Regions from separate parts of the Homo sapiens genome. Here all the other regions are linked to region 2. A link is a contact called in ENCODE Hi-C or POLR2A ChIA-PET data. All regions are on one chromosome and are shown on one strand. The core of a region is the stretch at or near the end of the contact, and the rest is flanking DNA. Distances in the headings are between cores, read along the strand shown.

Evidence for each region. A loop is a pair of places that touch in the nucleus more often than their neighbours do. ChIA-PET counts read pairs that join two places held with the same protein, here RNA polymerase II (POLR2A). Pooled maps may share reads with other maps.
Region 1: a map of tibial artery shows a loop between it and region 2 (6-fold over the local background). The contact joins the promoter of SQSTM1 here to the promoter of PDLIM7 in region 2. A Hi-C loop is called at or near these places in 1 of 168 maps with a recorded cell type or tissue (tibial artery) and 5 of 50 pooled maps. POLR2A ChIA-PET finds 5 or more read pairs at or near these places in 1 of 52 experiments (AG04450).
Region 3: a map with no recorded cell type shows a loop between it and region 2 (2.9-fold over the local background). The contact joins the promoter of RUFY1 here to the promoter of PDLIM7 in region 2. A Hi-C loop is called at or near these places in 1 of 37 single-sample maps with no recorded cell type and 5 of 50 pooled maps. POLR2A ChIA-PET finds 5 or more read pairs at or near these places in 2 of 52 experiments (H1 and PC-9).
Region 4: a loop to region 2 is called in a pooled map, with 17 times the contacts of the local background. The contact joins the promoter of HNRNPH1 here to the promoter of PDLIM7 in region 2. A Hi-C loop is called at or near these places in 9 of 50 pooled maps. POLR2A ChIA-PET finds 5 or more read pairs at or near these places in 3 of 52 experiments (K562, WTC11 and endothelial cell of umbilical vein).

The regions. Positions count from the first base shown.
Region 1 is chr5:179,818,806-179,822,199 of GRCh38, forward strand. It overlaps SQSTM1 (sequestosome 1), which reads left to right and starts at 2,100. Exons shown (of 8, transcript NM_003900.5): 1 at 2,100-2,336. The coding sequence starts at 2,132. RefSeq lists enhancers at 1-179, 1-1,081, 135-434, 835-994, 1,602-2,311 and silencers at 425-604, 1,905-2,154, 2,265-2,524, 2,535-2,714.
Region 2 is chr5:177,495,878-177,499,409 of GRCh38, forward strand. PDLIM7 (PDZ and LIM domain 7) reads right to left here and starts at 1,727. Exons shown (of 13, transcript NM_005451.5): 1 at 1,651-1,727; 2 at 540-646. The coding sequence starts at 635. RefSeq lists enhancers at 379-1,120, 2,333-2,382, 2,601-3,340 and silencers at 923-1,002, 1,413-2,122.
Region 3 is chr5:179,548,808-179,552,537 of GRCh38, forward strand. RUFY1 (RUN and FYVE domain containing 1) reads left to right here and starts at 1,747. Exons shown (of 18, transcript NM_025158.5): 1 at 1,747-2,072. The coding sequence starts at 1,763. All of the region lies in intron 4 of LOC128966623 (a long non-coding RNA gene), which reads left to right. LOC105377762 (a long non-coding RNA gene) reads right to left here and starts at 1,697. Exons shown (of 4, transcript XR_941315.4): 1 at 1,137-1,697. RefSeq lists a silencer at 1,672-2,381.
Region 4 is chr5:179,622,234-179,625,577 of GRCh38, forward strand. HNRNPH1 (heterogeneous nuclear ribonucleoprotein H1) reads right to left here and starts at 1,438. Exons shown (of 14, transcript NM_001257293.2): 1 at 1,362-1,438; 2 at 804-931. The coding sequence starts at 900. All of the region lies in intron 4 of LOC128966623 (a long non-coding RNA gene), which reads left to right. RefSeq lists enhancers at 1,210-1,379, 1,435-1,729, 1,479-2,264, 2,265-3,049.

The sequences.
Region 1 (3,394 bases), core at 850-3,349, 2.3 Mb after region 2:
GTGGGTCTCGCGGCTCAGGTGCCGAGCCTTCCCTGGGCATGCACGCCGGGCCCTGGAGGGTGGGAAGGGGCCAGTGGACGCGGGGAGCCTGCGGGGTGGGACTGCATCGGGAAAGGGGAAGGAGTCAGAGGCGAGAAGGGGGAGAGTGTCTGTCTGGCTCCAGCCGCTGCACGCTCTTCCTGCTCAGGGGACTCACGGTGACCCCGGAGCCACTCCCCAGCCCAGCCTCCAGGTAAGAGGTCACTGAGATGGGTGGCAGCAGGGGCCGGGGATCCCCCTATTACGACAGCGGTCATGGGACGCTGACTCACTGCCGGCCAGACCACCTGACCTCCGCGGCGGGAGGAGAGGGCCCTGCCAGGGGGTTCCCGCCGCGCCTTGTTTACCTCCGGGAGGCCTCGGCCTCGCGTGGGGGCAGGGCGGCCGCTGGGGCCGCAAGGCGTGCGGGGAAGGGCCAGAGCCGGGTGTCCACCCCAGCTTCCCAAAGACTCCCTCTTCTGTGCTTCCTTCTCCCCTCCCCGCCCCCCCCCCAGTCTCTTCACATGCCCCTAGCCCCCGCGGAAACTTCCCGCGATCCCAAACGGGCCAAATGGCGAGAAAGCAAAGGAGCTCCTTCTTGGGGGTGAGTGGGGCGCCTTGAGCGCTTCCTCAAAGCTATGTTCCCAGAGCCACAGGCCTTCCTTGTGTCCCTCACCCTGCTCAGACCGGGCCATAGCCGGGGGCTGGGGCAGGAAAGCCGGCCCTCGGCGGGGGCCACGTGGCTCTCAGGCGCCTGGGCTGCTGAGTCACGCTTGGCCAGCACCTGTCTGTAGGCCACAGCCTCTGCCAGCACGCCCCTCTGTGTCCCCTGCCCCTGTCTGCAAGGCAGTGGCTCCAGCAGGCCCTGGGGCATTTTCCACTCTCCACCGCCGGATGCAGGGAGAGGCCTGAACCCTCTCCACAGGGCTGCTCTGGGCAGGGTGGAAGCCTTGCCCACTTCGGAGCCCTCCGGGAAGGATCATTCACACCTGTGGACCAGCCCCTGCTGTGCGCACACCCACACATCACCTTCGCACCTGACTGGCCCCATCCAGCCACTCTTGCCTCCCTCTGGGTTTCCTCCCCTGGGAGGTTTCTCCAGCTCCTGCAAGCCCTGGGCTGAAATGGCATGAGTTGGACCCAGCAGGTTCTGACCTCCTACTCACAGGACCTTGCCTGGGAGGCTCCAGAGGGTGACCACTCGTCCTGCCCCTCTCCTTGCCCCAGTTCTGGCGGACAGGTTACTCTGGTGGCATAAAGCAGTGTTTCTTCCTTCCTAGCTGAGGAGGCTGTTGGCTGACCCCCTTGGCTGCCCACAAGGCCAACGGGCCTGAGCCCCCACAGGGCCATGGGCATTACCTGCTGAATTGAGGAGCCCATAAGGAGTCACTTGGACCACAGTGAACACTTGGCGACCACTGACACTCAGGAGACCTTAGCTGGTCCTCCAGCACCTCTCAACTCCACTCCTACTAAACTGGGAACTTCTCTGGTGCTCAGGCCAGAGTCGGGGTCCGTCACCGAGTATGCTATGCGCTGCCCATCACCGAGGATGCCATGCGCTGTAAGAGGGCTGCCACCGCGGCAGGCTGACCATGGCAGGGTCGGAACAGCAACCTGAGAGCCAGCTTGTTCTGGCCAGCAGTGCCCACTGGGCGACCTAGCAGCCTCCTGATATGGGGGCTGTGTCCCCCTCTCCCTGCACTGGGTACCCCCAACTGAGGATATTGCTGAGTCATGGCCAGGCCCAAGCCTGGGAGGGGCGAGGGGCTGGACCCCCGCCAGTACCCTGATCCCAGGTGCAGAGGCTGGAGCCCAGGCCTGTATGAGTGCCAGGGCCGGTTTCCTGGGGTCCTTGGTGCACCGGGGCAATGAAGAGAGGGGTCAGCAATGAGGGGGCCGGGAGACCTGGAGCGAGGGGTAGCGGGGAAGGGGAGAGTAGTGAAGGGGCCTCTGCAGGGCGGCTCTCGCGCCGCGACGACGGTGGCGGGGGCGGGGAGGGCGCGAGAGACTCCGCCCCTCTCGAGGCGGGGCGGGGCCTCCGCGTTCGCTACAAAAGCCGCGCGGCGGCTGCGACCGGGACGGCCCGTTTTCCGCCAGCTCGCCGCTCGCTATGGCGTCGCTCACCGTGAAGGCCTACCTTCTGGGCAAGGAGGACGCGGCGCGCGAGATTCGCCGCTTCAGCTTCTGCTGCAGCCCCGAGCCTGAGGCGGAAGCCGAGGCTGCGGCGGGTCCGGGACCCTGCGAGCGGCTGCTGAGCCGGGTGGCCGCCCTGTTCCCCGCGCTGCGGCCTGGCGGCTTCCAGGCGCACTACCGCGGTGAGCGGGCCGGGGAGCGGCGGGGGCGGTGACGCAGGCCGGACACGGCCTCCTGCCGCGGGGTGGCTGCCCCCTCCCTTCTCGGCGACGCCTGGCGGGCCGTGAGGGGGTCTGCGCTGGCTGCTCCCTGGATGGCGGTGGCCTGCATGGGTCCCCAGTTCGGCCATGGGAGCCGGCCTGGTGACTGGAGTGGTGACCAAGGCCGGGACCCGCTGCTCAGCGTCGGCCCCCTGGGGCGGTGGAGCCCTGCCGGCCGGGGGCTCGAGCCTGGGGGCGTCAGACGCCCCGCTCCACCCCCCGCGCTGTTGGGGATTTTGGCAAGGACGCGCCGGGGCGAACGCTCTGGCTCTCCGCGGGCACTGGGTGGTCAGGCGGGCACTCGGGTTACACTGACACCTTGCTGCGCCAGGTGGTGGGTTCAGATAATGCCCTGGAGGAGCCGGGCGAGCGCCGGCGAGGGGAGGGAGTGACGCGGGTAAACAAGCGCGGGGGTGCGGGGGACTCGCGAGCGCCGCGACAGCGCCTGGGAGAAGGGCACGGATCGCCGGCGGAACGCTCCGAGCCAGGTCGAGTACAGATGTTTTCCCATTGGCAAGTGGACGAGAACGTTCTTCAGAAGTGTTGGTGTTGGCACAGAAGCCCTGTTTCCTGCTGCGCTGGTGTGACCAGTGGCTGCTGGGGGTGGGGTTAGGGAGGTGGTTGTGGCCAGGAGGGCGGGAGGTGGCCAAGGCCGGCCCCTGGGAGGGTGCAGTGCTAGGACCTCCCTCTGGAGCGCTGCCAGCATACCAGGCCCTCTCCTATTCTTAAAAAAAAAAAAATTGTGATGTTATTGAGCTGTAACTGAAATAAGGGTTCACCCATTTAGTGTACAAGTCAGTGGTTTTCACTATTTTCATAGGTTTGTGGACCATATTCAGTGTGAGAGCTTTTCATCACCTTATAAACGCCATACATACCTTTTATCACCCTCTTATCCACATGCCCCCAGCAACCTCCTTTCTGTATCTATTCATCTTGCAATCCTGGACATTTCATGTAAATAGAATCAGACAATGTAG
Region 2 (3,532 bases), core at 477-2,976:
AGACCCCTTCTACCCACAAAAAATGTACGCCATGCTGTGCCTCAATTCCAATCCCTGCTTCACCATGGACTCGATGAGCGAGCCCCGCCACCTCTCCATGAGTTCTTCTCTCATCTGGAAAAACGGGATGAGGATTGCTATTCCCTGGGCGGCAGTGAGGCTGAAGTGAAATCCTATAGTCACAGTGTCCTGCCTGGGGCCTGGCTCCAAGCATTGCCACCTCAAGTTTAGATACCTCCTGAAATGTTAGGCTCCCATCCTGCACAATGAGCCTCCCTCCAGCCCTCAGAGGTGGCCACAGGAGCTTGGGAGAACAGCATCGGGTACAGTGCAGGGCTGGAGAAGCCTGGGTGCTCCCTCCCAGTATCCACCTCATTGGGAGTCCTTGTGGCAGGCAGGTACCACTACATCTCCGGACCTAGACATCTCCTGGCCTGCTGGCCCCTGACCAGCTCCTGTTAGGACTCCCCCCATCACCCTCTGGAGACCTAAGCACCGAAAGACCGCTGGGGGAGCCCCCTCCCCAAACCTAGGCTCACCCGGGAAATGGAGAGGGGCACATTGAAGTCCTTGCCCCCTTGCAGCCGGAAGCCCCAAGGTGCTGGCCCCTCCAGCACTACTTTGAAGGAATCCATGATGCCGGCTCCTGAGAGGAGAGAAGAGAAGGTGAGTGGCCAGCATGGTGGGCGGGCAGGCAGGCAGGCCGGGCCAGCTCAGGATACCAGCCTTGGACAGGGGCCAGGCAGGCACGGGCAGCCCCTGAGCACGCCCAAGCCATAGGAGGCAGGTATTTTGTCAGGCTGGCCTGGGCTGCTGGCTGGCGGACCTCACTTTGGAAAGACAGGAGCAGCCCCCCTCCCCTTGGGACTGGAACGGTGAGGGGTGCCTGAATCCAGGCTTGAGGTTCTTTGCAACCAGGGGTGGGCCGAGGGACTAAACTGGCGCGGCCTCCCCCCAAGCCAGCCTGGAGCCTCGGGCGGCCGGGTGAGTCAGGGGCCGGCTCTCCTCTCCCCCGCCCCCAGGTCCCGGCAGGCAGGCCGCGGCTGGAGCCTGCTCGGACTATATAAGGCGTGTAAGCTGACACTGTGCGGAGAGCCAGCGGAGGGAGCACACGGGGGCTTGGGACGCGAGGGGGGGGGGAGGGGAGGGGAGGGGAGGGGAGGGGAGGGAGGCGGCTGCAGCGGATCCTCCTAGCCATTCCGGGACCAGTCGAGGCTGCTGGGAGCCAGGGCGGGACCCCTGGGTGCTGAAGAAGGGGAAGGCGGGAGTGGGGTGCGGCCCCTGTGGAGACAGATGGGGGCTGGGACCCTCAAGCATAGCTTGGAGGGGGATCCTTCCCCGAGCCCAGTGGGGGGTGGTGCCTCCCACACAGAACTGCTCCCACACCGACGTGACTCAGTTTCCCCTTAGTCCCCCGCCCGGGCCCCATGCATTAGACTGGCCCCGGCCGCAGGAAGCGGCGCAGGCGCCAATCGGCCCCGCCGCAGCCGGCTTAGCGGCAGGAAGGCGGGGGCGGGGGCGGAGGCAGGGGCCAGGGCCAGCGGGAGGAAGCACAGCCTGGACCACGACCCCCAGTGCCCTTTGTGGTCCTCAGCAGGCCCCGGGCGCCCGCCTGGTGCAGCCCAAGACGCCCCGCGCGGTCGTCGATACCTGCTTGGCCCGGCCAGGGCGCTGCTCTGCGTCGGGCTCCAGGGAGCCTCGTTGGGATCGGCCGCCAGTGTTCTGACCCCGCCCCCACAGCCACCCTCCACTTTGAGCGCGCGGACGGGGGCGGGGCACCAGGCCACGCCCTCGTCGCGACCACGCCCACTAGACTTTCTCCGCTGGTGGAAAGCCCCACCCAGCTCTTCCGTCCTGCCCAATCACCAAGTCCCGTCGGGCTTAGAGCTGAGAGGCCTCGCCGACCCGGGCCCTGCAACGGGGCGGAGTCGGGAGGGGGCCGGGGCTGCGGGTCGCCTCCTTAGGGAAGCGCTGCCTCGCCCAGTCCCTCGCACCGCCCGCTGGCGGAGGGAGAGGAAAGCGGACCTTCAAACCAGACCGACCTGGGACATAGTAGTCTCTGAACCTTAGTTTGCTACTCCGAAAAATGGGACGATCATACTCGCCTCGCAGGGCTGCCGCGAGTGTCGGTATCGTAGGCGCAACCCTCGGGGACTGCAGAATCTGTAAATCAGAGGGGCTGGGGGAGACAAGTTGAGGGGGACAGGGGCGTTTAAAGCTAGAGTTGCGCAACGCTCTGCCGAAGGCAGGAAAACAGGGCAGGAGCGGACGCCGGATGTCCCTGCAACCCCGAGCCGACCCGCGCACCGTCGGAAGCGCCGCGTCCCGCTCCACCTTGGCCAGAGCGGACTGCGCCGCCTGGGAGGCGTCCTCAGAGTCCCGGCCCCGCGTTCAGCCCAGGCACTAGGGCCGGCGGCACGGACACTGAGCACATGCGGGTGTCGGGGTGAGGGAAGGGGCGTCCACCCTCCACTCGCTTGGTGGTCCCGGCCCATCACCTCCTCCTAGGACAGAGTCGCTGCAGTTCTCCCCTCTCCATCCACAGTCATCACACCCACCCTGTTCTGCACAAACCGCCGTGAGAGTTCTCGTCGTTAAAGACCTTCTCTTGACCCCACATCCCTCTCCAGCTACTACCCTTTAATTCTCCTCTCGAGAGTAAAATTCCTCCAGGGAGTTGTCTGTTTATCGCGTCTCCACTTGCTTTCCTTCAGTTATCTCTTGAAGCCATGCCAGGCGGGCTCTTGTCCGCACCCGTCCCCTGAGATCTCTCTTCTCAAGGTCCCCTGTGGCCTGGAGGCCATGGGGCCATGGAATCCGTGGTGGTTAAGTTTCATCCTGCCCTGCCTAGGGGCAGCACTGGTCCAGGTTGATCCTTTTCCGCGAAACACCCTTTTTCCCTGGCTTCACAGCTTCCCCCTGCCCCACTGGCCCCTCCTTCCCATCCTCCTCTGCCTCTGGCCTTGGCCATCTGATGTCGCCTCTCTTTATGCTCACCCCCTGAGACCCCGTACTGTCCTGTGGCTTTCAACACCACCTATATGCAAAGGCATCCCATGTTTCATGGCCAGCCTGACCTCTCCCCAGGAACTCTAACTCCATTATCCAAAACCCTGCCTAGATGTTTACTAGATCAGGGGTCCCCAACTCCCCGTTTGTGGCCTGTTAGGAACTGGGCTGCACAGCAGAAGGTGAGCAGCGGCAAGCCAGAGAAGCTGAGTGCAGCGGCAGCATTAGACTCCCATAGGAGCGTGAACCCTATTGTGAACTGTGCATGCGAGGGATCTAGGTTGCTCATTCCTTATGAGAATCTAATGATAAATGGGCCGGGTGCAGTGGTTCACGCCTGTAACCCCAGCACTTTGGGAGGTTGAGGCGGGGGAGGATCACTTGAGGTCAGGAGTTCGAGACCATCCTGGCCAATATGGTGAAACCCCGTCTCTACTAAAAATACAAAAATTAGCTGGGCGTGGTGGCGCATATGCCTATAATCCCAGCTACTTGAGAGGCTGAGGCAGGAGAATGACTTGAA
Region 3 (3,730 bases), core at 497-2,996, 2.1 Mb after region 2:
AGAGCAGGACTTGGCCTCAAAAACAAACAAACAAACAAGACCAGGCCGGGCGTGGTGGCTCACGCCTCTAATCCCAGCACTTTGGGAGGCCGAGGCTGGCGGATCACGAGGTCAGGAGATCAAGACCATCCTGGCTAACACGGTGAAACCCCGTTTCTACTAAAAATACAAAAAAAAAAAAAAATTAGCCGGGCGTGGTGGCGGGCACCTGTAGTCCCAGCTACTCGGGAGGCTGAGGCAGGAGAATGGCGTGAACCCGGGAGGTGGAGCTTGCAGTGAACCGAGATCGCGCCACTGCACTCCAGCCTGGGCGACTGAGCGAGACTCCGTACGAAAACAAACAAACAAAAAAGACTGGTAGTATGCCCTCAGTCATTACACAACTCAAACACCAACTCCACAAATTCCCAAAACACTCCTAGATGAAGTGGTATCCCTTCACTGAGAACTGGCCTTTCAGGGACCAGACATATCATGCAACCTAGTGAAGTGGGCTGGACCAAGACAGGTCCAGGGAGCAGCTGGGCGTCTAAAGGGGCAGCACAGTTTATTCCCAACAGTTTGTTGCCATCTGGGAATATGCCATGAGTTACCAAATATTCCAGTGATTCCAGAGAAAGCTAAAATCCAGATTCTTATGTGAAATCTTTTGATTTCTAAATATTGGCAACAAGTTTTAAGATTTGTAAACATTCTGGGAATCAAAACAGCTCTGCTGGTTTGGTGTGGCTCATGTTGCCTCACTTTGCAAAGTGTTAAGTGCTAGTAAATTTTAGTGTTTTTTCTGAGACAGGGTCTCACTTTGTCGCCCAGCCTGGAGTGCAGTGGCCATGATCTCCGCTCACTGTGGGATCGACCTCCCGGGCTCAAGCGATCCTCCCACTCTCAGCCCCCCAAGGAGCTAGGAGTAGAGCTGTCCCGCCACGACATCTGGCTGGTTTTTTGTTGTTGTTGTTGTTGTTGTTTTGGTATTTTAGTAGAGACGGGGTTTCGTCCTACTAAAGGCCCGCCTGGGCCTTCCGAAGTGCTGGGATTACAGGCGTGAGCCACCGCGCCCGGCCAAAATTTTCCTTTGTACTTACTCAAATTCCTTTCTTTTCCAAGTGAAGAAACAGACTGAGTGTATAGTGACTTACCCAGGCCACACAGTTGGATACCAGAGATAGTAGTCACAATCGCTAACATCTGCCATGTGGTCCTTACTGCAAATCTTATTTAATAATGAGGTCGGTTTTTGTTATCCCACTTAACTAATCAATAGGAGAAGCCACCTCTGATTTCCAGTCCACTATCGTGCACTCTTTCTTGCCAAGCCGTCATAGTCATTAGATTAAAAAAAAAAAAAAATTCCTGCTTTCCTGCCTCGCCTGTGCGTTTCCTTAGTCGCCCTTTCGGGGCTTGTTCTAATGAGTGCTACAGAAAAATGACGAAGTGGAAAATATAGACCATGAAATGAAAATTTAAAAGAGGAAATGGTGTCACAAAGACAACGACGGCCAGGGAACCCCGTGAAGCGCCGGGCAGGGTGCACAACTGTCCTCGGAGAAAGTTCAAGAGGAACTTCCCCGCGAACAGGTCCTGCCGGCGGCCGGGAATACGCACACTTTTTATGTTATGACTTGGACTTTCCCGAACCTTTCGAAACAGAGGGAAGGCGAGGCGGTGAAGAGGGAGAAAAATCTCCCCCACCTAAGGCAAAGGCGATGCCCGCCCGCCCCCACCCCGCGCCCGCCCGCCCGCTGGGTCACATGACACGGCCAAGATGGCCGACCGGGAAGGCGGCTGCGCTGCTGGGCGGGGGCGGGAGCTGGAGCCGGAGCTGGAGCCGGGGCCGGGGCCCGGGTCAGCGCTTGAGCCGGGAGAAGAGTTTGAGATCGTGGACCGAAGCCAGCTGCCCGGCCCAGGCGACCTGCGGAGCGCAACGAGGCCGCGGGCGGCCGAGGGCTGGTCGGCGCCCATCCTGACCCTGGCACGCAGGGCCACCGGGAACCTGTCGGCGAGCTGCGGGAGCGCGCTGCGCGCGGCCGCGGGGCTGGGCGGCGGGGACAGCGGGGACGGCACGGCGCGCGCAGGTAGGCTCGGGCCGGGTCTGTCCCGCGGCGGACTCGCGTGTCCCCGCTGGCCGCCGGCGCGGGCGCGGTGGGGGCCGGGCTGGGAGGGCACTGGCCGTTCCGGGAGGTTACGCGAGCTGTTGGCGGGCGGGCGGCGCCTGGCTGCGCCTGGGTCTTTACTCCGGCGGCCCAGCCGAGACCGCCCCCCGCAGCCCCGCGTGCCTGAGCGCGCTCCCGCACCCGCGCCTCTATGCTCTCCCACTAACTAGGTGAAGGACGTGTGCGCGTCCGGGCTTCGGAACTCTGTAGTAACTCCACACACGAAACGGAGCCAGCACTGTTCTGCTTTTCAGCCGTTCAGTGCGGGAGTGGAGCGCCGGCGGGTGTTGGGAGGGCGTGGGCCCTGCGCGCAGCGGACCAGCGGCGCCTCCGCTCACCTCTGCCTGTGAGATGGGGATTTTAAAGTCACCCGATGATCTCTTAAAGACCTTTTCAGCCCTTGTAATGAACAGAGTGCCAGCATATCAGTGATAGTAAGAGTTAAGTAACTTAGCCCTCTAACGCCAGACATCCAGAGCTGTGCTATCCAATACAACAGCACGCATATGTTTTTGTGTGTGTGTTTTTGTTTTTATTTATTTTTATTTTTTTGAGACCGGGTCTTGCTCTGTCGCCCAGGCTGGAGTGCAGTGGTGCGATCTCGGCTCACTGCACCCTCTGCCTCCCGGGTTCAAGCGATCCTCCCTCCCGCCTCAGCCTCCCGAGTAGCTGGGATTACAGGTGCCCACCACCACGCTCGGCTAAGTTCCCCGCCCCCACCCCCCTCCCATATTTTTAGTAGAAACGGGGTTTCACCATCTTGGCCAGGCTGGTCTTGAACTCCTGACCTTGTGATACACCTGCCTCGGCCTCGTAAAGTACTGGGACTACAGGCTTGAGCCACCGCGCCCGGCCGGATTCCTCAATTTCTAACTGAATCAATTGAAATTCAGTACTTTTAAATTGAATTAAAAATTGAGTTCCTCGGCCGGGAGCGGTGGCTCACGCCTGTAATCCCAGCACTTTGGGAGGCCGAAGCGGGTGGATCACGAGGTCAAGAGATCGAGACCATCCTGGCCAACATGGTGAAACCCCGTCTCTACTAAAAATACAAAAAATTAGCTGGGTGTGTTGGCATGCACCTGTAGTCCCAGCTACTCAGGAGGCTGAGGCAGGAGAATCGCTTGAACCTGGGAGGCAGAGGTTGCAGTGAGCCGAGATCGCGCCACTGCACTCCAGCCTGGGTGACAGAGCGAGACTCTGTCTCAAAAAAAAAAAAAAAAAAAAAAACTTGTTCCTCGATTACAGCGGCCACATTTTAAATGCTCAGTAGCCTGTGTGTGGCCAGTGGCTACTGTATGAGATAGCACATAATAGAACATTGCCAACTTCATAGAAAATGCTGGGACAGAGCTGAGGAAAGGTTGTGGTGCCTTCCAAGGAGCATCATAGCACACACTCGAGGCTTCCTGATTCCTCCCCATCCACTGGTACCTTTGCTGTAGATGCACTGACCCCAGGTAGTGAATTGTGAGATTTTCAGTGGTCAAGAATAATTACTGAGTAAAGTTGAAAGGCTGACTCGTTTTGAGATCCTGGCAGTGGAAAATAGCATTAGAGGATGATGAGAGCCTGGGCAG
Region 4 (3,344 bases), core at 188-2,687, 2.1 Mb after region 2:
CTGAAATTAAGACGTGACATTTTAACTTTCCGAAGAATGCTCCTTTTTAAGAAAACACCAAAACTGGAAACAAGAGGTTACACTTCAAGATATTGCAAAACATTACTATTATTTGTCTAATCACTCGGCCATTTTCTCAAGATTGAGGAGGAAATCCCACCTATGCCAATTTATCCTTTCGAAAAAAGACACCCGGGCCAGGCGCGGTGGCTCACGCCTGTAATCCCAGCATTTTGGGAAACCGAGGTGGGCGGATCACTTGAGGTCAGATGTTCGAGACCAGCCTGGCCAAAATAGTGAAACCCCGTCTCTACTAAAAATACAAAAATTAGCCGGGCGTGGCGGTGCGCGCCTCTAGTCCCAGACACTCGGGAGACTGAGGCAGGAGAATCGCTTGAACCCAGGAGGCGGAGGTTGCAGTGAGCCGAGAACGCGCCACTGCACTCCAGCTTGGGTGACAGAGACTCCAACTCAAAAGAAAAAGAAAAAAAGACACCCATAAAAGAAAAGCTGGTGTTCAAAGATAGGTAAAGAAAACAAAGTCTGCCAAACCTGCCGCACTCCCCCAAGGGCCAGGAGGACGGGCGGGGCTTTCGAAATTTCCATTGCGTAACAGCGGGCCGCCGGGCGCGAGCAGCACAGCGGTGAGTGTAGTCGCCCGCGCCTCGCCAGGGGGCGCCCCGGGTCCCACCCGGCCCGGCCCGGCCCGGCCCGCCCCGCCCCGCCCCGCCCCAGCCCGGCCGCCCGCCAGCCCGCCCGCCCCGGCCTCGAACTCGAACTCCCGCGTCCTAGTTCTAACTCACCAGAAAAAAACCTCTGCACTTCATCGGCCGAGCAAGACCAGGGCAAGCCCCGGACCTTCACCACGAATCCCTCTCCACCTTCCGTGCCCAACATCATCGTCTCTTACGCGGTCCGGCGTCGAAACAAACTGCAAAGCGGGGAGGACCAGAACTGAGAGCGCCAATTAAGCTGTCCTTCGCCTCCGAGGCGCGCCCGGGCCCGCACCGCCCCCCCACGGAGCAAAAACCGGGCGGATGCACCCACCCCGGCGACTCCAACACCTCCTCGTCCGGCGACCGGACCCCCAAAGCTGTCCTGAGCAACAGCTGTCGGCGCCCCGAACCGTGGGGGCCCGGGCCGAGAGCCAGCGTAGAGGAAAGGAAATGGCGGCGGCCGCTTCCGCTCCGCCTCCTCCGACTTCTCACACAATAGAGTCGGCGCGGCCTGCAGGCCTCAGCGGCGGTGCCGAGATTCAGCGAACCACTCGCGGCTCTCGACGGCAGCCTGCAGCTCGCCAAGGTCCCCGTGGCCCTCCCAGAGATATGGGGACAAACAATCCTCGCAAAAACGGTACCCACCGTGGTCGCTGAACTGCAAGCGAGGACCCACCGCGACTCACCTAGACACGCGACTTCTGCGTGGCTAAGACGAAATGGCCAGCGGGCGCCTGCGCAACCTAAATAAGGTCCCTTGTGCGAGTTCTGCGCACGCGCAGCCAGCTGCCCGCACCGCCCCGTTGCGTCACAAAGAGCTCTGGCGCATGCGTAATTTCAAGAGCCAGCCCACCTCCCGCCGGCGGATTATTACACGCTTGGGTTTTGGGCTCAGCACCCCCACCCATAAACCCGCCGGGCTTTTTGTTGCGCCTGCGCCTTCCCGCGAATATTGAACTTCGGAGTCCTAGCGGTTTATAATTATTTCATGCGCATGCGTCTTCCTTGAAACCGTTCTCTAGCCTTACCCGCCAGCGTGGGGGAGGGGAATGGCGGCCGCCTGTTCCCTATGGGACTGTATAGGAGTCCCGAGCTCTGGGTTGTGATGAGGTGGGCGTCTTTCTACCCCTTGCCCCCAGGCTCTTACCGGCGCGCTCCTGGCCGACCTGAAAGGAGGGGCGCGGCCTTCAGGCGTTCCCACTCCCCGCGCCGCCTGTCTTCCCTTTATCCCCAAACCGGCCGAAGCTGGTCAGCTGCAGATTGTCGAACGTCCTGGGAGCTGCGGGGCTGCGGACGTCCCGCGCCCGAAGCCACCCGTATGGTGCCTGGGGCACGTCCCAGCCCTGTGTGCCTCCACTTCCCCTTACCTGCCGTCGTCGGGCCTAGGGCCCCGGTCGGCGCGAGGTTTCCGTGCCTGTGGCTCGCGCCTGTACCCAGCTTTTGCCTAACGAATTCGCACCCTGTGTACCCCTTGACCCGCCTAACGGTCGGCAGGCCTTGACTGCCCTGGGGCCCTGGCACGAGGAGGGATCGCGAGCGCGGGCTCCACGGGTGCGCGCCGGCCTCTGCGCTCGGTAGGTTACCGCTGCATCTCCCAGAGCAGAATTGGTAAGAGTGCGTCCATTCACCAGGCGTAGACGCTGCATTCGAGGAGGCCCCCGGGTCACCCCATGTGCACACATGCTGCGAGATGACTAATGTTCGTGGTTTCTAGCAGCACTGCCCAAAACCTAAGATGCCGTAGCCTCCCAGGCCTCCCCATGTCTGATTTGGCTGCCTTCCTCACCCCAGCTTTAGTGGACACAGACAATACACAAATTAACAATAAGGTAGTGCTGGACCCTGCCGCAGAGCTACCTTAGCTAGTGCAAGCCTGAGTGCCACCCTGGGAAGATGCGGACAAAGCATGTTTCCAACCCCAGTGCCACAGAGTCCGAATCCAGTTTTGACAGGTTTGAGAAAAAGTAGAGAGGACATCAAAAGAAAGACAGGAGCCCAGAGCTAAGCAGGGCCTGATCTTCAAAGGCCACTTAGGCCTTGGCAAGGGTGTTATCTCCGAGAGAAGGCTTTGGCAGGTGATCAGCAGGGGAGCCGTAAACCCTGTGTAAAGGAAAACTCTTGCTGGATGTGAGGGGGATGCAGATGGAGCAGGCAGGGTGAATGACGGTACATACCAGGCCCTCTACTACAAACTGAACTAGAAGCACACACCTGTGGTACCATTTCAGAAGGCACTTTGGCTGAGGTAATCAAGAAGAGAGTCCGGCCAGGTGCGGTGGCTCACTCGTGTAATACCAGCATTTTGGGAGGCCGAGGCAGGCAGATCACTTGAGATCAGGAGTTTCAGACCAGCTTGGCCAACATGGTGAAACCCCATCTCTACTAAAGATACAAAAATTATCTATGCATGCACACGCCTGTAATCCCAGCTACTCTGGAGGCTGAGGCAGGAGAATCACCTGAACCCAGGAGGCAGAGGAAGCAGTGAGCTGAGATCACACCACTGCCCTCCAGCCTGGGCTACAAAGACTCCCTCTCAAAAAAAAAAAAAAAAAAAAATTAGCCAGGCATGGTGATGCATGCCTGTAATCCCAACCACTTGGCAAGACTGAGGCAGGAGAATCACTT